Regions from separate parts of the Mus musculus genome. Here region 2 is linked to region 1. The links are chromatin loops, found by intact Hi-C in ENCODE. Cell type or tissue: heart. All regions are shown on one strand. Links, peaks and the distances in the headings refer to the core of each region. The heading gives the core; the rest is flanking DNA. Region 1 overlaps Tmtc1 (transmembrane and tetratricopeptide repeat containing 1). Region 2 overlaps Tmtc1 (transmembrane and tetratricopeptide repeat containing 1).

The links. Peaks named below come from ENCODE experiments on the same cell type or tissue, not always from the same donor. Only the 100,000 strongest peaks of a DNase experiment are listed, where the experiment ranks them.
Region 2: it touches region 1 in a loop (2.0-fold over the local background); 4 of 42 quality-filtered maps call a loop at or near these places.

What each region holds. Positions count from the first base shown.
Region 1 is chr6:148,379,855-148,390,832 of GRCm38, reverse strand. The region is part of intron 5 of Tmtc1 (transmembrane and tetratricopeptide repeat containing 1); the gene reads left to right. Among named protein-coding and RNA genes, the nearest start is that of Tmtc1, 59 kb to the left of the region's middle. In heart, for the core only: no CTCF peak of the experiment used is centred there; DNase peaks (open chromatin) are centred at 6,202, 6,512 and 9,482.
Region 2 is chr6:148,250,634-148,261,611 of GRCm38, reverse strand. The region is part of intron 13 of Tmtc1 (transmembrane and tetratricopeptide repeat containing 1); the gene reads left to right. All of the region lies in intron 1 of Gm52483 (a long non-coding RNA gene), which reads right to left. Among named protein-coding and RNA genes, the nearest start is that of Gm52483, 10 kb to the right of the region's middle. In heart, for the core only: no CTCF peak of the experiment used is centred there; no DNase peak of the experiment used is centred there.

The DNA.
Region 1 (10,978 bases), core at 1,748-9,747:
AATGACCCTCAGATCTATTTTTGGAAACCTGAGTTCTGTGGCAGATGATGACGGTGAAGTAGTCAGCATAGTGAACAGCTTTCCTGTAATGATAGAGCCTTTATTGCTGAAGCGTTTTGTCTCTTTAGAATGCATAATTAATTTTGAACAAGAAATAAGTTATATAGCTTGTGGCACATTTATCTGGTACAGCATTTTATAAACATGATTATTCACTGGTGTTCCTCAATTCTGCCTTTATTACATGATGATCTGATAATTCAGAACAAGACATAGCTGCATTAAGGACTTGGCAGAGAGTTTTCATACTGAATTTTAGATTGTTTGTAGTAAGGCAGCCTGAACGATACTAGTTTCATTTTTATGTACCTTTTCCCCATAAAGTTGAATTTTGAGTAGAAATTTAAAAATTGGATTTTTTTTCTTTTACTGCATTGAATGCCCTTCTCCCATGGTACCCTCCCTGCAACATCACAGTAGTGGGAGTGATGTGCTTCGCAGCACATCACTATAATTCTCTATACTTCTCTGTGTGACGCTATATAGACTGCAGAGCATATCTGTCACCTGTTATCAAGAACAGCGGAAAGAAAATTGAATTCCCGGGTTTTCCTGTCATAGGCAGCATTTTTGCAGCCTTCCTTTATATGTTTGTTGTCTGTGTACACAGACTAGGTTATGTTTTTTTCTGTACGTAAGATAGTGGTGTGTGTGTGTGCGTGTGTGCGTGTGTGTGCACCTGCACACACATGGAGGCCAGAGAAGGATCCTGGGTATCTCTTGCTCTATCTTTCCGTGCCTTATTCCCTTATGACAGGGTCTCTCCCTAAGCCCAGAACTGGGGTGGCAGATGGAAAGCCCAGCAGTGCTGCCTGCTCTTCATGCTGTATGGTCATGCTTAGTTTTCTATGCAGGTACTGGGATCAGAACTTATGTCCTCAGGACTGCAGGCTAACCATTCTACTGACTGAGCCATCTTTCTAGCCTATCCCTGGCTCCTTTTTAAGGCCTTGTTTTGGTTTCTGGTCTTTGCGTATGTTCATCTTCAAAGGTTAGATGTGTGTAGGTTTCTTTTGCTCATTGTGCTTGGGGTGTGTTAAGAGTCACAACCTTGGGGACTGGGCGCTTTCCCATCTGGAAATTCAGTTCTGTTTTGCTTCAGTGTGTCTCCCTTTCCCGTCTGGGTCTCCTGCTAAATGTACTGACTTTCTCGTTTTCCTCTATCCCTACTTATCCGCTTTCATAGTCAATCTCTTTGTCTGTTGTTTTTATGTCCCAGGTGACTCTATCAGTTCCCTCACCGTCTGTCTTTGTGCTGTCCATAATTCTGTCTGTGGATTTTATACTTTACTTGCACACCCCTTATTTTTATTAGTTATTCTTGAAAGACTTTGTTGTTTTTAATTCAGATCTACTTAGACTTTTTTCTTTTCATACTTTTTTGTCAATTCTTTAAACATAATAGAGAGGGAGAATATTAATTATATATACAAGCACACATACTGGCTTGCCTGGTGCCATGTTTACTGGAGAAACACACGATAAATGTCCTACAAAGAGGCCCACCAATCTGGCCCATGGATTATGGTCTAGACTTATTTTTTTTTTTTTAAGACAGGGTCTCACCAGGTCCCTTGGGTTGACTGAACTCATAGAGATCCTCCTGCCTCTGATTCCATGCCTGGGACTTGGATAACTTTTAAAGATATGAGGAGAAAGTGTTTGGATCTAAGTTGTGGAATGTTTAAACTATGAGGTTGGGGTCATATCATTGCTTTCCCGCAAGATCAACAAGTGGGTCCAAACATTTTGGCAGTGTGGTACATTACCATGGCCTCAGCCCTGCTCCATATCCTCCATGTTCAATAAATATAGCTTCAGTCTTGCCCCTCTGCTTTGTAAGAATTATGACCAGTGCTCAGATCTAGAAAGACTCCATGGAGATTTCCCAGCATTTGGCAAATCTGCATCATACACAAACCAGCTTACAAACTAACTGCCTGTCATTTCTTCCCCACATCTTGGCTTCTCTGAAATTGGGGTGCAGCTTCCAACTGTAATTCCAGATTTTTTTTCCTTATAAGTAGGAACATGGCACATTGGAAAGTTGGTGGCGTTTTAGAATTGGTAAAATTTGACAGTTTGTCTTTGTGTTTTAGATAATTCTGGTCTAATTTGTGGGTCTGATTCTGCCCTCTGTTTGTTTTAACTCTGTAAATCCTTCATTTGTGGAACTGGTTCTGCTGCCTGTCTGTTTGTTTTTAATCTGTAGATTCTTGGTCTGCTGTCTCCTTTGGGTTTGTTTCTTAGCGCTGAGCTCATCTGTCTGTGGGCCTGGTGTGGATGCTTAGATGTCTGGGCTGCGTGATCTCTGTGCATGTCTTTTCCCTGGGGATAATGTAACACCCAGGAGTAACTCAGATGTACATGAAGTGTTTTGTAGAAAGAACACAGTAGTATGGATTGCAATAGTAAAACCTGTCCTGGACAGTGTGCTTATAAATTCTCAAAAGGTTTATTTCTCTCCTAGCCAACATCAATGCTTAGAACAGTGACACTTCCTCACAGGGCCCTGACAATGATTCCAATGCCAGCTAACTGTCAGGGACAGGAGAATCTTTCTGACTGCCACCTTGGGTGGTCCTTGTGCTGTGTTCCTGGGTTTCAGTGCCTGCAAGGCCATGAGCTAGAAGGACCACCATGTTTTTGCTCAGCAGTTTCTCTCGTAGTCCCCTTATGTTTTATTTGCTTGTTTGGAAGTCTCAGGAGGGTTCATATGCAACATTGCTAGGGAAGGAATCTCCCATCTTTCTGCCCTTTAACTGCAGGAAGTATGGGGGCTGAGACTCCTTCTTTTTAGAATTACAGCTGAGTAGCTTTTTTAACCAAGGGTGTATATCTTAAGAGAAAAAGTACCATTCTGAGGACTCTGTAATCTGAAAATGAATCTGCACAGTGGTCTCTGATGTTCATTAGAGATCTCAGACATGTCTGCCTTTCCTGTCCTTGTGGATTCTCCTAGGCTCTTTTCTGTGTGCTTGTCACGTACTTGTGGATGTAATGGTGTGCTAGATGAGGCTTCTCATCACTGTGGCAAACACAGGAGGAAACAGTTTCAAGCAGGGAAGTCTGTTTGGCTCATGGTTTCAGAGGCCTCAGGTGTGTCAGCTGGCATGGTAGAGGAGACCATGTGGTATTAGGAGGCAGAGGAATAACAACCCCAGCAGAAGATACTTGTGTGCCTCCAGGTACCTGTCTTCCACACTCAGTCACAGACCTCAAGTTCATCATTGGATCAAGCTTGGCCATATCAGATCTGTCATCATCTAGACTTGTCTGGAAACAGCAAGTCAGAGAAAGGCTGGTTCAGGTTCAAGGCCAGCCTAAGCTATATAGTGAGATCCTGTCTCAAAATAAAATAAAATAAGTAAAATAAAATCTGGAAATAAATTAGTACAATTTTTAGAATTGCCATGTTTGGGGGCAATAATTAATAAATCATTGCCATATTAATTATGGACCTTTTTGAATAAACAACTTTAAAAACAGTACTATTGTTTGTTGAAATGTATTGAGGTCATATTGTACAGATTCAGGAGCTGAAATAAATAGTTCAAAGCCAAGCTTTAGGTATAGTTGCTCCTAAAATGGAGATTAAAAGTAATATGAACCTGACTTAACTGTTAAGAGGTTGTGTGTGTGATACACTGAGAATAGCTACATTGTAACAAGTACAGTTTTTTTTTTAATTCTAGCTATGATTATTGAAGGTGAACAGCCACTGATGTGTTTTCTTATAAGACAAATACATAATAAAAATCAGTTCATGTGTCAGTGGTGAACACTATTTAGTGTTGGGATGAATCTGGTTTCAATTATGGCTATCCAGATTTTTCATTTAAATGCTTACAACAAGAAATATTTTTATATAAGTAAATAGATGAGAGAATTAAAAAAAAAAACCTTTGAATTCCTTTTGGGCTATGTGCCAAGAAAGTCACTTACTGATCTTCTTCTTTGAGATCATTTAATGATCTGTCAGAGAGCAGTACCATTTAAGCTTGGTTTGCTTTTATTCAAAGAATTCAGCTGGAAACTACTGCACTTGAGTGATTCCTCTCTCTGTCTCTTGTCTCCTTGTCTCAGTTTCTTTCTTATTTTATATATATGTGTACACGTGTGCACATACATGCTTACACACACACACACACACACACACACACACTACACACTACGGTATACCTGTGAGATTAGAGGACATGTTTTGAGAATGGTTTTCTTTTCTACCTTGTGGGTCCTGAAGATGAAACACTCTTTCCCCTTATATCCTGAGGGAGGCAATAAAAACAAAATTATTAAGTCCTGTGATCATTATTATAAATTGTCAACTTAACAGAAATTAGAATCGCCTTGGAAATGGGCCTGTGGGCATGACTGCTGGAGATTATTTCTGATAGGTTTATTGAGGCAGGACAACCCAACCACTGTCGGTGACACCATTGCCTAGAAGGGGATCCTGGTTTATATAAAATGGAGAAAGTGAACTGAGCACTAGGCATGTGTCTGTTTCTGACTATGGATATCATGTGACTGGTGGCTTCAAGCTCCTATGCTGTGCCTTCCCCACCATGATAAACTGTCACCTGGAGCTTTGAGCTAAACCCCAAACAAAACCCTTTTCTTTTAAGCTGCTTTTGTTACACTATTTTATCACAGCAGCAGTAAAAGAAACTAAGTCAGTACTCAGGACTTGGGTCCTCTGCTTTAGGTATAAGCTGAACTAGTCACATCATTAAACAACACATTGCTTTTGTTAGAAACACTATCAGAAGAGTGTTTCCATTTTGTGTCAGTAGGACACAATACTACAGACAAGGTAATTTATAAAGCACATCAGCGTATTCTCTCAGAGATCTGGAGGCTGGGAAATTCAAAAAGGAAGAACTTATCAGGTTAGGTTCCTGTCTCTCTGCTTCCACACGACACCCTACACTCAGCCCTCCAGAGGGAAGTAATGGTTTGTTGTGTATCCAGAGAGCCACACAGAGAGAGATGGTCTCATGGTGGCATCAGAGTACCACGGAGGGGCCATTCTATGCTTCACATACCTCTCATTCATCCCCACATCTCAATTCGACAGCACGAGGGACTACATCTGAGGCGTGTGACTTTTGGGCAAGACAAGCTGTACCAACTGTGGCTTTTCAAATGTGGATATCCATAATCTCCACTTTCTCTAAATGAGCAATGAAGCTGGCAGTCGTAGGGAAACAGCTTACAGTATTATGTATAGTGCTAAGATTTAGATTTTCCAGCAAGAAAAATGGACTTTTGGAAAGTGGCCAGTTGTATGTATATGCTGGAAAAGTAGGACACTGAGTAAATGAGAGAAAGAAAGAGAGAGACAGAGAGAGACAGAGAGAGACAGAGAGAGGAAAAAGGAGGGAGAGGAGGAGGAAGAGGAGGAGGGAGAACAGGAAGGGGAGAGAAAGAAGGGGAGAGGAAGGGTCACAGGGGAGTCTGGCCAGTTTGGAGTGGTCCTGCTCTGAGGACTGGGCAGTGAGGCAACGTTCCTTTTTGAGGACGCAAGCTTTCTCATAAGGCCATAGTCACCACATAACGTCCATATTTGCCAGTGGCCCTAGTGTCCTAGTCAGACAGTGGAAGTCCTTGGTTTTGGCATGAGAACACAGAAGGTGGTGCCCTCAGCACTTGGTGCCCTTATGCCCAGTTTGAACTTAATAGAGAGCCTTTTGCTTTAATAACCCATTAATCCCTTTAGAGTCTTGTAACACTCCTGAATATACCCTCCCCGCCCCCCCCCCCTTTAACCTTTGAAAAACTAGTAACTTTTCTAAGTATTTCCCTAAAAATAACCCCCATAAGGCTCAGGTAAGTGACACAAAAGATGCTGGAGGTCACAGAAGTCGGTGATACACATTGGTCTCTCTGCACCTTCTGGTTTATGTCTCATGGCTCCTGAGAGAGCCCTGGAATAGGAACGTTGTTTGGTGACTGCAGAGAGAGACCAGCCACAGACTGATGGGTGTAGACTGTTTGGCTGGCAGTGGGAGTTCCAGGAGCCAGGGGCTTACAGGGATGGCTGTTTTTGCAGGCCTGGAGGTTTCCTGTAGACCTTGGCAATGTGGTGCAGGCTGGGTTTAAAGTGGTTCAGTTGGAAGCCAGCTGGCTTTGTGTCAGCTGCTGGTGACACAATGGGAATTGGGTGGAGATCGGGAAGCACACTCATGAACAGGACAGGCTCTGAATTCCTTATGCTAGAGATGGAGAGAGACCTGTCTAGTAGCAAGGTTAGTAAGGTAGATAACCCAGAACAGTGTCCTTTTAGCATTTAACATGAGGGTGTTGTGTACAGTCCTTCAATGTGATTTTCTTCTCTGTAATAAGGAGACTGGAGTTCTGCACACAGATAAGAAAAGTGTTTAGTTAGTGTTGGTTCACAGTTTGAGGGTACAGTGTTTCGTAGCAGGGAAGTTGCTGTGGCTGGAGCAGTTGCACATCTGGGGAAGTGTCTTCCAGCTGAGTGGTCATAGTACCGTGTACACCCAATTCCTTCAGTAAAGGATGGGTGGAGACAGAAAAGCTCTGGGAAGCAGAGGTTTACCGGGATTCCCCGTCCATTTTTGTTCTCTTTCTTTTGAAAAACCATTTGAAATTTTTTGTTGACAACTTTCCATCTGGGCAGGGTCTTGTTGTACATTCCTGTCATCCTAGCTTCTGTGAGGGGAGAGTGAAGGAGGAAGAACATATGTTCCAGGCCAGCCTGGACAACTTAGAGGACCCTTGCCTTAAGGTAAAGTGATAGTAAACAGCCCCAAGTGTTCCTCAGTGGCAGAGCATTTGCAAGGCACTTGCAAGGCATTTATGCTCAGTCCTTAAGGCTGCCAAAAAAAAAAAATCTAGATGCATTTGTACATTAAAATTGTTGTTATTTTTGGTACAGAGACTTGAACCCAAATCCTTATTTACCTTCTCAGCAGGCAGAGTCTCTACCAGTGAGCTATATCCCTAGGTCATGAATATGTTTGCTTCTAGAAATTATAATTTATTCCTCTAATGGAGATGTATTTTTATACTCTTTCTTGTGTCTTATGTGAGGACCTTTTCTTCCTTGATTTTTTTTCTTTCTACCACACTGCCTACATTGTTTTTTCCACTTCTGAGGGTTCCAGATATTTCAGGAAAGTTTTTTTTATATGGATTATCTTGACCTGGGGGTGGAGGCTCAGTCCTGCAATACCTCAGAGGCTGGGGCAAGAGTTTGAGACCAGTGTTGGCTACGGAGTGAGATCTACTCTCTAGTTTTCCCTCCCCCTGAAATAATAGAGATAAAAGATAAAACTCATGTTATTTTACTAAAATATATACAACCTTGAAATGTTTCTATGAGTGTTTTAGTAGTCCCATTTTACAGAACAAAAAAATGAGGCTGAGAGAATGAATGTCCAGTAAATCAAGAGTTGGTGGCATCTGGATGTGAGTTCCAGTGGTCTGACCACAACACTCATCTCACAACTGCTCTGTCCCTTTCTCCAGTATTTAAACATCTCCACTACACTGAACTCTTGCTTTCTCCATGTTTGCATTTTGTGTGTGTGTTGTAGTTAGGGTAAAATTTTTACTTTATGATGTTTATGACAAAGAAAAAAAACCAGCATTGATTTTTTTTTCTTCCTCCCTTGGCTGGAGAGACATCTCAGCAGTTAAAAATACTTGCTGCCCTTGCAGAGGACCCCAATTTGATTCCCAGCACTCAGATGGTGGTTCACTCCCATCTATAACTCCAGTTCTAGGGTGTCTGATGCTCTCTCTTGGAGTTCAGAGGCACTGGACATGCATGCACTGCACATATATAGATGCAGGCAAAGTATTATACACATAAAATAAAAAGAAATTAGCTAACATTTTTCCTTGTTTCTAGTTTTGACCCTTTGATTCTTTCTCAGTGATTTCTTTTTCTCTAGTAGGTCATGTTTGAAGGGCATGGTGTGGGCAGAAGCAACACTGTCTTATTTATGGCAAGAGTAAGCTAACAGAATCACTTCATGTCTTAGGACATGAGCTGAGGCAAATGCCTGGACGTGGCATTGTTGACAGCCTTTGTTTAGGATGCTGATTTTAGTCACAAAGTTCCACAGTCTGGCCTCTTGGTTGCTGCAAAGGAACAGGTACCTTGTGCCTCATGTTGGGTCTGTCGGAGAGCCTAGGGGAACACCATGCATGCTTCTATCTGTGCTTCTCACGTGGACACTCTTGTCCTTAGTAATGTGTTAGAATGGCAGGTCGAATCTCAACAGCACACTAGGCCAAAGCAGTTCCACATGGAAGAGGTTTGATTGGAAGGGAGAGAGAAAGTAGTAGCAGAGAGAGAGAGAGAGAGAGAGAGAGAGAGAGAGAGAGAGAGAGAGAGAGAGAGAGAGAAGAGGGGAAAGAGAGAGTGAGGAAGGGGTGTTCGCCTTATTTATATGGAAAAGGACGTTACACAAGTAAAGGTTAGGGTTGGGGGGAGGTGACCCAAGTGAATGCTGGGAGCATGGTGCCTATTGTGTTGGCAACTGATCTGCAGGTTGAGCTGTTGCCTATGGGATGTCATAGGTTTGGAATGTACTGATGCCAACACTTAGAATGTTCTCCATAGCACCTACAGACTGTGTGCAACAGTGCTGTGTTTGCTGAAGGGCACTGAGTTCTGTCTAAAAGTGGGCATCATGGGTAAAAATGCCTTCAAACTGAAAGCCCTTACTCAGAGTCCAGGAGCTTCTAAGGAGTGGTGCATAACACCTGTGGGAACAGGTAGGCAGTGGTCGCTGCTGCTGTTCCATAGTTGGTGATGGCAGTGGTGAGAGTGGTATCAGCATTGTTATTGGTGGTAGTACTGTTGATGTTGTTGTTGATGCTAGTGTAGCTAGTGATGCTGGTACTGGTTTAAGTGGTGGTGCTGATAGCATGGCAGATGGTGGTGCTGGGCCACATTGGCACTGTTCTCAGAGGTTATTTGGTAGTTAGGAATTTGTTTGTATGATTTCTGAAGTGAATTTCATCCAAATCATTCCTGTGGCTTTCAGTCGGTTTATAACTTTCCTTCCCTCTCTACTGTTCATGTGTATTTCCTTAATAACATGCAGTCGGTTGGTATGAGTCAACCTAATGTCTTACTCCTCAGCTGTGTTCACTCCTTTATTTATGAAGTCCTTATCGGGCAGGACACAGTGCTAAGGCAGCTCTGTCCCCAGAGATCAGATCAGCTTATTACATCCTCCTTACGCTGACCTGCGCTGTTCCACTCCAGTTGTCATTACACTTGGTAATTACCCATTTGTGTTCTGTGCCCCTCAGGAGAAGGTCGGGGCTCCAGTCCATTCACCCTCTAATGTGTCCCACAGTACCAGGCGACAGCCTGACAGGGGAACCAGTCTTGGGCAATATTCATTGAGCAAAGGCATCTTGTGCTGCTTCCAAGTGTCGCAACGCAGTGCATTCCATGTCCCTTGTGAGGAGGCAATCATGAGACCTTCCAGTGCTCAGCCTCAGAGGCCTTGCTTGTATGTGGAGAAGGAGAACATGTGCATCTGTGGCAGATCAAAAACAGGGGGAGAGAGGGCAGACACTTGGAAGGGTTTGGTGGGAATGAGATGAGGGAGAACCCAGAGAGGAGGGAGACAAACAGAGAGGACATTTTGGGACAGTTGGCGAGCAGAGTCAGGAAGGAAGGTAGGCTGGCCACATGTGCAGAAGGCAGTGTTAGAGTGCAAAAAGACAAGATGCTGGAAAAAGTTGGTGGTGCACGCAGAGAGCTGATGTGACGTTCACACAAGGCAATATTCAGAAATAAATTGCACATAGCCAAGAATATCCACTTATTTTTTTAATTTTTATTAGGTATTTTCCTCATTTACATTTCCAATGCTATCCCAAAAGTCCCCCATACCCTCCCCCCCACACTCCCCTACCCACCCACTCCCACTTTTTGGCCCTGGCGTTCCCCTCCCTGTACTGAGGCATATAAAGTTTGCATGTACAATGGGCCTCTCTTTCCAGTGATGGCCAACTAGGCCATCTTTTGATTCATATGCAACTAGAGTCAAGAGCTCCGGGGTACTGTTTAGTTCATAATGTGGTTCCACCTATAGGGTTGCAGATCCCTTTAGCTCCTTGGGTACTTTCTCTAGCTCCTCCATTGGGGACCCTGTGATCCATTCAATAGCTGACTATGAGCATCCACTTCTGTGTTTGCTAGGCCCCGGCCTAGTCTCACAAGAGACAGCTATATCAGGGTCCTTTCAGCAAACTCTTGCTAGTGTATGCAATGATGTCAGCGTTTGGAGGCTGATTATGGGATGGATCCCTGGATATGGCAGTCTCTAGATGGTCCATCCTTTTGTCTCAGCTCCAAACTTTGTCTCTGTAACTCCTTCCATGGGTGTTTTGTTCCCAATTCTAAGAAGGGGCAAAGTGTCCACACTTTGGTCTTCGTTCTTGAGTTTCATGTGTTTTGCAAATTGTATCTTATATCTTGGATATTCTAAATTTCTGGGCTAATATCCACTTATCAGTGAGTACATATTGTGTGAGTTCTTTTGTGATTGGGTTACCTCACTCAGGATGATGCCCTCCAGGTCCAACCATTTGCCTAGGAATTTCATAAATTCATTCTTTTTAATAGCTGAGTATTACTCCATTGTGTAAATGTACCACATTTTTTGTATCCATCCCTCTGTTGAGGGGCATCTGGGTTCTTTCCAGCTTCTGGCTATTATAAATAAGGCTGCTATGAACATAGTGGAGCATGTGTCTTTCTTACTAGTTGGAACATATTCTGGATATATGCCCAGACTGATTTCCAGAGTGGTTGTACAAGCTTGCAATCCCACCAACAATGGAGGAGTGTTCCTCTTTCTCCACATCCTCCCCAGCATCTGCTGTCACCTGAATTTTTGATCTTAGCCAAGTCCTAGCC
Region 2 (10,978 bases), core at 1,033-9,032, 130 kb after region 1:
ATTAAGAGATATTAAAAAAATTTTTTGAGAATGAAATGTTTCACCTCATAGTGGACTCTTAAGCATGTTCTTCGTGTATGCGGTATGCTAGCTGGATATCTTTTGGCATAATTGTTACACGTTTGGCATGGATAGCCCACCCACAGGCTGGTATCTTCAAAAAGACCAACCAGATAGGCATCACTTGCCTCCTGCAAAGCACCAATAGCTGCACTCTGGAAGCACAGATCTGTTTTGAAGTCCTGAGCAATTTCTTGCACCAGAAGCTGAAAGGGGAGCTTGTGAGTCAGAAGTTCAGTGGACTTCTGATAGAGTCTGATTTCAGAGTGCCACAGAACCAGGCCTGTAACTATGAGGTTTCTTCACCCCTCCAGTAGAGGGTGCACTCTTGTGAGCAGCTTTTGTAGCCAGTTGTTTCCTGGGTGCTTTACCATGGGTGGATTTGTGGGCAGTCTGCTTTGTATGAACCTTGTTATGGACACCTCCTTACTTACCCCCACCCCCTTCTTCTGGAGCTTGGCAAGCTAGAGGCGGCTGGCGTTAGGGAGCGGCAGCACGACAAAGGCTGCAAACACAATTCTAATCACAGGTTTTTATAGAATTGTCATAACTAATAATTGGCAGCTCCTGTCAAACTCTAGGTATAATCTCAGTTTGTTCTTGATCAACACTAGAAGCCCAATTTTCTCACTGTACAAGGAGAGGGGCGTCAAAGGCAGAAGGATACTATTGTCCGTGATGTGTCTGCTGTCATTTGGAGACAAAGTATGTCAAGAATAATATATGACATTTGCTATTGTTTCTAAAAACTTTTTAATTAAAAAATTACAGAGAAATATGCTAACCTTCAACCCTTTGTGAGCTCCAGTCTGCTCTGCTCTTCCTATGTTGCTTGCTTCTGAGAGGCAGTGGGGGTGGGGGAGCGAGTGCTCCCTTTTGTTCAGGGGTTTTCTAGCCAGAGCTTTGGCATTCCTTCCAGAATGAACTCCTGTGTGGTCTCACATTCCATGTTTTTATTACTGTTTACTTGTGCTATGATGATTTTGTATCTTAAAACCTGCTAGGGAAGAACAGATGGCAAGGCAGGCCCCCAGGAGACCATCTCTGGCATGAGCAGTTGTGCTCTGAATCCCTGTCTCCTTTTCACTTGTCTGAATGACTTGAAACCAATTTTCAGGGTGTGCTGTGTTTGTCTGCCCCTTGCCCTGGGGAATGCACATGAGTTATCTTATATAAACGGATGCTCTGCTTTTGTTGACACATGAAAGTGACCCTGATAGCTGTAGGTTCTGCTGTCAATCAATTGCCAGTCCTCTTTTAAAAGTCAAACTGAGAGATGCCTTGGAGCAGCTGCTAGCTAAACATAAGGAATGGTTTGGCCCACACATTGGTTACTGAGGCTACAATTTGCATTTTAAACATTTTATAAGTTCCAACCAGTAGCAAAATTAGAATAGTCTATAAATATTCAACTGACAGAAGTTACAAACTGTGTTTTAATACAGCCATTTCTAGACCGTTCCTCAGACATAAACATCTGTGGATTTGTGGGTCCCAGATATAAAATGACATCATAGATAAACAGCTCCTACGCACATCATTAAATTACTTAAACTTAGTGCAGTGTACACTAGCTATAGAAATAGCTGCTATACTTTATTAATTAGGGACTAAACAAAAGAAACTTCAGTATAGGCATAGTATTTTCTGAGTGTTATTTGTGTGTGTATGTGTACCAGAAAAAAAAAGATATCTAATACCTTTCTCTTTTGCCTTCTGCCTTATTCTTTTGAGTCAGCGTCCCTCACTGGACCAAAGTTTACTCTCTTGGATACACTGGCTAGCTGGTGAGTTTCTGGGGTCTGCCTGTCTTTGCCCAGATCACTGAGGTTAGACACACATGTCCATGTGTGAAACTAGAGATTCAGATTCAGGCACACAAGACGTACATATAAGCTTATAAGGCTTACCCCTGAACCGTGTTCTCAGCCTCTTTCTTGACTATTTTTGATCTGAGGTTTGTTGCACCTGCAGATAGAGAGGCACGGTGTTCTCTAAACAGTGTAGATAGGCTGTAGTCAGAAAGCCTATCTGGAATAGATGACTTCCTTGAATGTTGACTTTTTACAGTGTTTAATTAATTAAGGTGATCCTCCATGATGTATGCTTTCAGTCCTTGACAACTTTTGGCTCACAGGGAAAAGACAGCCTGCATCCCCCGGGATCACGTTTTCTCTTCACCCTGACCCCTTCATCTCTCAGAGAGACACACCCTGCCTCTGCCTCTGACCTAGGTATGTCAGGCACCTCATTGTGCAGGCATTTTCTTCAACCACCACACATCTCTACCCAGATCCGTCTTCCCTCCTGCCGTGCAGTCGCCGCCTACACAGTACCGTGTTGACCCTTTGTCTACTTTCTGTCATGTCTCCCATCACTTTGTCCTCCTGTGTATTTATTTCCTACAGCTTTATGTTATCTAACATAGCTCGGTGGGCTAATGCTCTTTCATCCACCTCCAGAATGTTTGACTCTGTAAGGGCATTTATTGTAATTATTGTAGTAGTCTCACACCTGCCAGGCTGTATGCAGTTAGTAGATTCCAGATGTGTGAGTAAATAAACTTGGAGAGTGTGCAGTCCCCACTTCAGTCCTCTCATTGAGTTGTGCCTTATTGTGATGCCCTGCCCTGCCCTGCCCTGCCCTGCCCTGCCCTACCCTGGGGTCTAGTGTGAGAAGCAGCTGTGAGGTCATAGCAATCATCTCTTACTCCATTCATTGAGTTTTTATGACGTGGCAGATCTTGAGAGTGGGAGATCTGTGCTTCAGTCTTGGAAAGACTGCATGTTTCTCCTAAATTACATTTAGTTTTTATTTTCTTCTTAATCTGGTACATGAAGATCTTGTATTTTCTAGGAAGGTCAATTCTGTCTCCCCTTTTCATCTCACCTCAACTGGTGGCCATCTGGACTGCACTGTCTGCTTCTCTCTTGTGCTGTTCTTACCTCTACATTTGCCTTTTTCTTAATTCATATTCAGTTCATGTTCCTGCCTTGATTTCATTATCAACAATGAGGTGTGTGTGTTGATTGTACAAATAGTTTCCAGCTCAGATCTTTTCTTCCAGCTCCCTAAGCAGGCAGTAGACACTGAATTACTGCTCTTAAAGAAAAAACACCACAACTTCAAGCAATGTTCAGTTATATCTACAAGTGATACCCAAGTGTTGTCTTGGGATCTCTTGATGAACTGATACCTCTTTATACACTTCACCTTTTTCAGGATCATCTTTTCTTTCTTTCTAAATCCCTTCTTCCTTATAAAACAATTCAGTTTCCAATTCCTGTCCAAACCTTGTTCACTTTTCCATTCTGCGTTGAATTATATTTCCAGAGATCTCTGTGTTTAGCATTTTGCCTGTTGCTGTGAACATGAACCCCACAAACGCAGCTCAGGGAGGAGGGGGTTATCTGCTCACCATTTGTTGGTACAGTTTGTCATGGAGGAAAAGTCATGATGGCAGGTGGTTCTGTGGTGGGAATATTTGACCACTGTCTATTCACATCTCACTGGTCCAGAAAGCAGACAGGAAGGAGGCCCAGCTATAAATCTCAAGATTTGCTTCCAGTGACCCACTTCCTCTACCTAGAACCCACATCCTAGAGATTCTGTTTGCAAACCAGCAACACAGCTGGGAACCAAATGGCCTGAAAGAGACATTTCACCCTCAAGCCATGACATCAGCATACAAATTGTATCATGTTTATATATGTCGTGTATTTTCATTTCTTGGGTTACTATCCTGAAATGAAATCTAAACCATGTGGGCCAGGAAGATAGCTGAGTAGGGAAGGTGCTTGCTGAGAAAACTTAAAGACTGGAATTCAGATCCACAGACTCCACATAAAAAGTGAAGTAGGCATGATTCCTACCAGTAATCCCAGCACTTGGGAAGCAGAGACAGGGGATTCTCAGGTCGGGTTCAGTTGAGAAAAACTTCCTTAATACATAAAGTGGGGCACTATCAAGGAAGACTCTCACTGTCAACCTCAAGCCCCCCTATCCATGCCCTTAACAAATGTACACACACACACACACATGCATGTATACCACAAATGCATGTACTTACACATGAGTTCATGCAAGTGTGAACACACATGCACACACACATATACATACACACCTACACCACATCACATTAAAAATATTAAAACAAAACATTGATTTTTAGTGTTTCAGACTTATCTTCCTCTAATGACAGATTTCTTTAGGGAAAGCATGGTCTTGGATATATCCCTACTGCTGTCTGGCTCCACTCTAATTAGTGTCATTGTTTATATACAGATAAACCATTTGTGTGTTAATACTGTGAAAAGTAATGGTCTTTAGTGGATATTCCAAAGTTTCTGCTGTTTTCGTTTTCTAAATTGATGAACTCTGAGTTCAGTTAAAGATACCACTTTAAAGTGGTCCAGATGTTCACTGACCTTGACATTCATATTAGGACCCAGGACCATCACATCACTAACACAGTAGGCAGACCTTAACCAAGTGGCCATTTGTTGTTTGATTGTTCAATGAAACAAAGGCATTTTTTCAGGCAAAATTTTCTAAAGGATAACATATATATGTGTGTGTGTGTGTGTGTGTGTGTGTGTGTGTGTGTATGTGTATATATATACATATTTTTTTTTCCTTAGCTGAATTTCAGGAGTTTCAGATAGGATATTTGAAATGATTTCCTGATTAAGTTATTTTCTGTGGAAACATAGCAAACTGATATAAAAAATTATTGAATTTCTTACAGTTGGAGCTCAACCGCTGTGAATACAAATTACACAGAAGACCTTCATCTTTTCTGACAAAATGCACTTCCTTTAGCTGCTTTCCTACTCTAGAGGGAAGGTTATTGTGAAATGCTTTAGGATCCTAGAATCTCACTGAAAAGTCTGAAGGGTTCTTCTACCCTTAAGGCAATTGGTTTTCACACAAGAGATAGGACAGCTGTTGGGCTGAACTCAGGGCCCCTCCCTTCTCTGAGTCTACACATCTTATCTTAACCTCTGAAATTCTTTTGGGATAAAACAAGGTTTCTGATACACAATGTAGCAAACAGGAGTTGAGGAAAACCCTTGGACTTGACAGACTTTGAAGCAACCCCTTTCCACTGTTACCTCTAACAGCATCTTAGACTTTCAAACCCCAGAAAATATGGAAGTGATATTCTTAAACCTCAGTCAGCCTGCACACTCTCCCTGAGCAGAGCTACGATCTGCCACACACACAGCCTACACACATGCTGATTGTGGTTGAGGACTAGTGTCACACTGGAAGCAATGACAGAATAAAATCTCCCATGTGCAGTCAAGTTTCCGAAAGCTGTGTGAAAGGATGTACATTTATTTTTAAGTTTGCAGAGAGCATGGCATATGGGCCGTGAGGCACTTGGCAATTGGATGCCTTTTGAATATGGTTGGTTTAATATGTTTGGCTTATTCACATAAACATTTATTATACTATTGTGCTAATATGAAGATTAAACAGATATCTCACCAAGCCAGGAACAATTGATCAGACAAAGAATGCTGCTGTAGAGTTCCACTGGGAAACCCTCTCTTGTAAGGATACTTTATAAGCTTTCAGGCTCTACCCATGCCTACAGTTAAGTCCTCAGCTTTGACAGACTGGGAACAGTGATAAAGGTCCAGGAAGTCCTTGAGAGCATAGAATAGTAAATAGGACTGACAAATAGGCCTGTGTGAGCCCAGGAGTCTGGGAGTGCAATGGTCACTAAAGGCAAGGCCATGCACAGTCTTAAAGCCTCTTGCTGATGGGTTTCAACACACAGACTAGAAAAGCTGTGTCTCTGGGGTAGGCAGTGCAATCCTAGAGACAATCTCTAAAGTTACAATGTTTGCATAGTTTCACTGGGCAGTAGCTTTGCTCAGGGCTCACAGCTTGGGGCTGCTTCACTAGCATATCAACACCTTGGGAGCCTGTCCTGCACGAAGCTTCTGTCTTAGCTGCTCTGGGCTTGCTTCTGAGGTCTGGCTGTTAACAGAGCTGCTCAGTGGCAAGCTGAGGCCTCCTTTTATTGCAAGTCCCATAAAACCACTTTTAAGTTACACAGAATGATATGTTTCTACCAAAGTTCTTTGTCTCTACCTGAAATTTCTGATTTTCTAGGACTTTTTTAGTCCTGACTTCTGCCATTCAAACTATTGATTACCCTTTCCAGCTAGCTATTTCAGTGGGGGAAATTTGGGAACAATCACTTTCAATTATTTGTTTATGTTTTAGAAAGAAAAGAGAAGAAAATTCTAATGGCGATGGGGAATGGTGGCTTAGGCCTATAATCCCAGCATTTGAGAGTAGAAACCTAAGAGTCTCAAAGAAACAGAGGCCCAGCCTGACCTCTTCAGGTCAGGGAGCCACTTCTACTATGGAAAAGCCAGAGAAAAGCAAACTCAGGCAGAAAATGAGATCAGCTTTTTCTCTTATTACACAAGGATATGGGTGATGTGTTAAAATCAGAGAAATGACATGTATCCCCTACTCAGTGGAATGTCTAGAAATAAAGTCATTCTGCCTCAGAATTCTTAGGTGCTTGTAATTCCAGCACTAGAGAGGTATTTCTGAGGCTCACTGGCCAGCCAGCTTAGATCTGTGAGTCTCAGCTTCCAGACAGAGGAACCTCTGGTCTCAAAAACAAGGTGGACAGAACTTGAGAAAAACAAAGCAAAACAAATCAAATCTAAACAAAACACTGGAAGCTTATGACTGAGCTGTTAGGGGCACTGGAGAATGTGAGTACTCCTTTATACACACAGCAGAAGGGTAGAAAAATCTGATGCCAGGAGAGTCTGGGGTGGCAACGGCCTGCCTGTTGCCTTGCTTTCCCCCGATCTCCACGAGCATTCACAGGTAGACGCTGAGCTTCTCAGACAGGGTTGTAAATGGTCCTGAGCCCACAGGAACTTGTAGCCATCTACCCCTTACCACAGAGAACATAATTTTGCATCACAATAGTAATAAGGAAATGAAATTAATACTGTTTATGATGCAGACTGAAGAACCACCTGCCTCCATCTTAGGCTTAAAAGCCTTTGTATGGTAAAGACAAATTAGGTTCATTCCTAATTAATGATTAAACCTCTGTTTCTCAAGGATTGGGCTATAACCAACCTTAACTACAAATGGTTCTGAACTACCTATTCCAGGAACTGCAGGCAATCCATCTATGTTTCAAAAAGTTGTTTATAATTATCCTGCAACTCTACCTTTGTTTCAAAAGGTTATCTGACCACCTATGACTGCCTATTGTTATGTCCACCTTGCAAGCATGTCTTTGTTTCAGGAGGTCACTAGGACTAATGTCTGTTTTTGCACTCTGCTCCCGTAACCCTGCCAAATCCCTACTTGGAAGCCCCCTACCCCTGAACTATAAAAACCTTGTCTTTCTCACAGCCAATGCTGACCTCTTGAACCCCACCTTAGGGGGAGGCAGCCCATGTACACAAATAAAAAGCTTGCTAGAGTGAATTGCTTGATTCAGTTAATTTTGCCATGATGATTCCTGTCAATGGTCTTTCTCCTCCTGTCTTTGGGATTAACATGGCCACTGAAAATTATTGCTAACATCAGGTTTATAACCTACTGAAAAACTCAATTAATATAAAAACAGCTATAAAATATTTTCCTTTCATATATTTTGGGATGTGTTTTTATTTAATACCAGAGTGAAAGATCTAACATGTGAGTTAGTAAGAGGGATGGAGTCTGTCATGAATTGGTTCAGTCACAGTCCACGCTCACAGCTAAGTCAACTTGGAATGAACCCTAATATAAGAACGTATTGATTTAGTTATTTAGCTCCTGGTAACTGAGCATACAAATCCTATTAAGCACCAGAGATTCCTCAAGTAGCAAGTCCTGTGTCTTGTCTTCTTGGAACCTAGTCGTGGAAAGGGAATGTTGGAGCAGGGAGTCTGAATGCCCTGCAGCAGTGTGAAGAGCACTCTGCATCAAGGGGGATGTCTGGGGATGTGAGCCAATGTGGTTAAGGTTGTGCCAGCTCCTGTAAGCTAATGCATGAAGACTGAGGGGAAAATGTTTCCGGCCAGGAGTAGACCATATGTCTCACACCTGCAAAAGTAGAGGATGGGGTAAATGGGATAGGGAAAGCTGGAATCGGACACTTGAGGTATTTACACTTGCAGGTCTCCTCTCTCCTGGTCCCCTGTGTCACTCCTGTAGAGGCATGCTCTGTGTATATTCCTTTGTGTGTGTGTGTATTATTTAATTTACCCTTGAGAATTTTATACATGTATACAATGTAATATGATCATATTCATTCTTCATTTTCTCCTCCCTACCATCCCACCGTTTCCCCTAACACATCCCTTCTTCATGCCTTCTTCTTTTTTCCTTAAACAACCCACTGAGTTCAGTCAGTGTAGGGGCAGGGGGTGGGCCCCCATCCACCAAAGCAGCAGTCTCCCTAGAGGAAAGATTTTCCTTCCCCCAGAGCTATCAGCTGCCGACTGTTGCTCAGTTAGGGGTGGACTATCAACTGACGCTTAGGGACATATCTCATGATTTTTACCACAGTTTTCTGGAGCTGTTTTGCCAACTCATAAATGGCACCTCCATTTGAACTCCTTTTTAAAAAAATCAGATTTTGAAATTATTTTGCATATTAGTGGGTCATAAGACTTTCTCATTGTCCTTACTTCTGCTTAATCTATTCTCAGCCCTTTCCCAACCTTTCCCCCTTCCCCTGACCTTTCCCCTGACCGTACTCCCTCTCCCATCTTGGTTAACACTTTACTCCCCATACCCATGGTCCTTCTGCTGTTCCTTCCCAATCACCGTGTCCTCTTCATTGTTTCTCTGTCTGGCTTTCCTCTTTGAAGCAGCCATTTCTCTTTTACTCCATTACCACACACAGACATACACACACACACACACACACACACACACACACAGAGAGAGAGCTCACACTCTGCTGAGAGACAAAGGCATGCAGCACTAGAAAATGCCAAATGTTTCCTCAGGGAGGAAGAACGCCAAGCTAGTTGATTCATTTCAGTTGGATGTGAAAGAAAATGAGACATCAAATATTGATAGAATATTTCTCATAAATGTCTTGTGATCTCTTGAAGTTGATCGTTTACTGTTTGGTAAAGAAAATAACAGTGGTGAAAGTGAAGAGACAGGAAGCAGGCCTGCTGGGCAGCTTCAGCTTTGGAGCTGCTCTGTCTTGAGTAGTCTGCAGGAGGTTATAAAGCCACGGGATGTCAGACTGGTCAGCTTCCCAGAGTGTCAATCCATGAGTCCTCTGCTCCCCAAGACTGCCACAGACACACATCTAGAGCTTCCCAGTGTCCCACTAGTGAACGGTTACTTTACGGCTGCCTTGTTTTATTGCTTAGAGCAAACACACTTCTGGGTGGGGTATAGACCTGTGGCTGTGTCAGAGACTGTTTCCTGTTGTTAGGATGCTCCACTGTACGCTGCCTGTACAGTCAATACACCTTGCCTTGGACAGTGCTCTGAGCGTCTTCCACAGTAGTGCTGACTAAATGACAGCCCCTTTCTGCTTTTCATCTTGTCAGGTCTAATTTTCTTCATACTTCAACTAACAATGAAAGAAACCACTTAAATACCACTGTCGGGAAAGCTGGTATGAATATGAATAATGGTCAAACATTAAAGAGATCTATAAAGATTTAAATTAATAGGGCCAGGATCTCCCTCAGTAGCACACGTGAGGCTGTGATTTCTGTTCCCACAACCAAAATAATAAAATGTAATAAATATCTCAGCTAATGCCACTGTCCTTTTGCATTGGAAGGTTTTTTAAATATATAAGTGCACTTTTTATGTAGACTTTCTTATTTTAAATAAGCTATACCAATGAGGAGGAAGTATCTTCCTTCCCCAGCAACCATTAACTGACATTAGCTCCTCAAGAAGAGAGGAGACCTTGTAAGTTCCTTTCCACCCATGATAGGGGCTTGTAGGTAAAGATGCAAATTTCGTTTTGTTTTGTTTTTTAAAACGTATGTGTATTTGTGCATTGGTGTGCATATATGTGTGTATGAATATGTGGGGGGAGACATGTATGTGTGTATGCATCTACGTGTACATTCGTATGTACATATGCATGTGTGGGCATGTGCGTGCCTGTGTGTGTGTATCTGTGTGTACATGGGCATGTGCGTGTGAGTGCCACAGTGTAGGTTCAGGACAGAGTAAATTCCAGGACAGGCAAGGCTACACAGAGAACGCTGTCTCAAAAAACAAACAAACAAAAGCTTTCTTTCAGACTTATTGTTAAGATCTAAAGTACCTATTTTGAGATTTTTCATCCATCTTCTCTGAATGTGACAGCTGTTGATCTTGGCAGTTAGAGAAGGTATCTGAGAAATGTCCATTTTGCTGGCCTATGGATCTGATTCAATAAGTAAATCTTGTCACCCAGAAACTTCCCCCTCCTCAGTGGTGCTAAAATAACTGGACTTAGTCACCACTGGTGGTTCCATATGAGATGAAGAGCCCCAGGGGTCCCACCAGGTTCCAGATCTCTCAGCCAGGCTTGCTGAGCAGCATGAAGGATAGCCACCACACACACCTTCACTGACTGGCCGAGGTGTCCATTTTCAAATGTCTGACTTGTGATAAACTTTTAGCATACGGAAAATTGCAAAGAGCTTTGTACTGGATTGCCTTCTTTTACCTGACATTAATGCAGTACTAGAAAATAAAACTGTTAACTATAGTTTCTGGATAGTTCTCAGAACTTTTGGTTATTTACATAATTTTAAGCTATGTGTTTTCAAAAGAACAGTTAATATAATAGTTTTAGATAACTATAGGAAAAATATCTGTAAATCATTGGGTTCTGAATTACAATTTATTAAATTGTAAATGATTAAAATATGTTAAGGTACACAGACCAGGAGGGCAGTTTTCT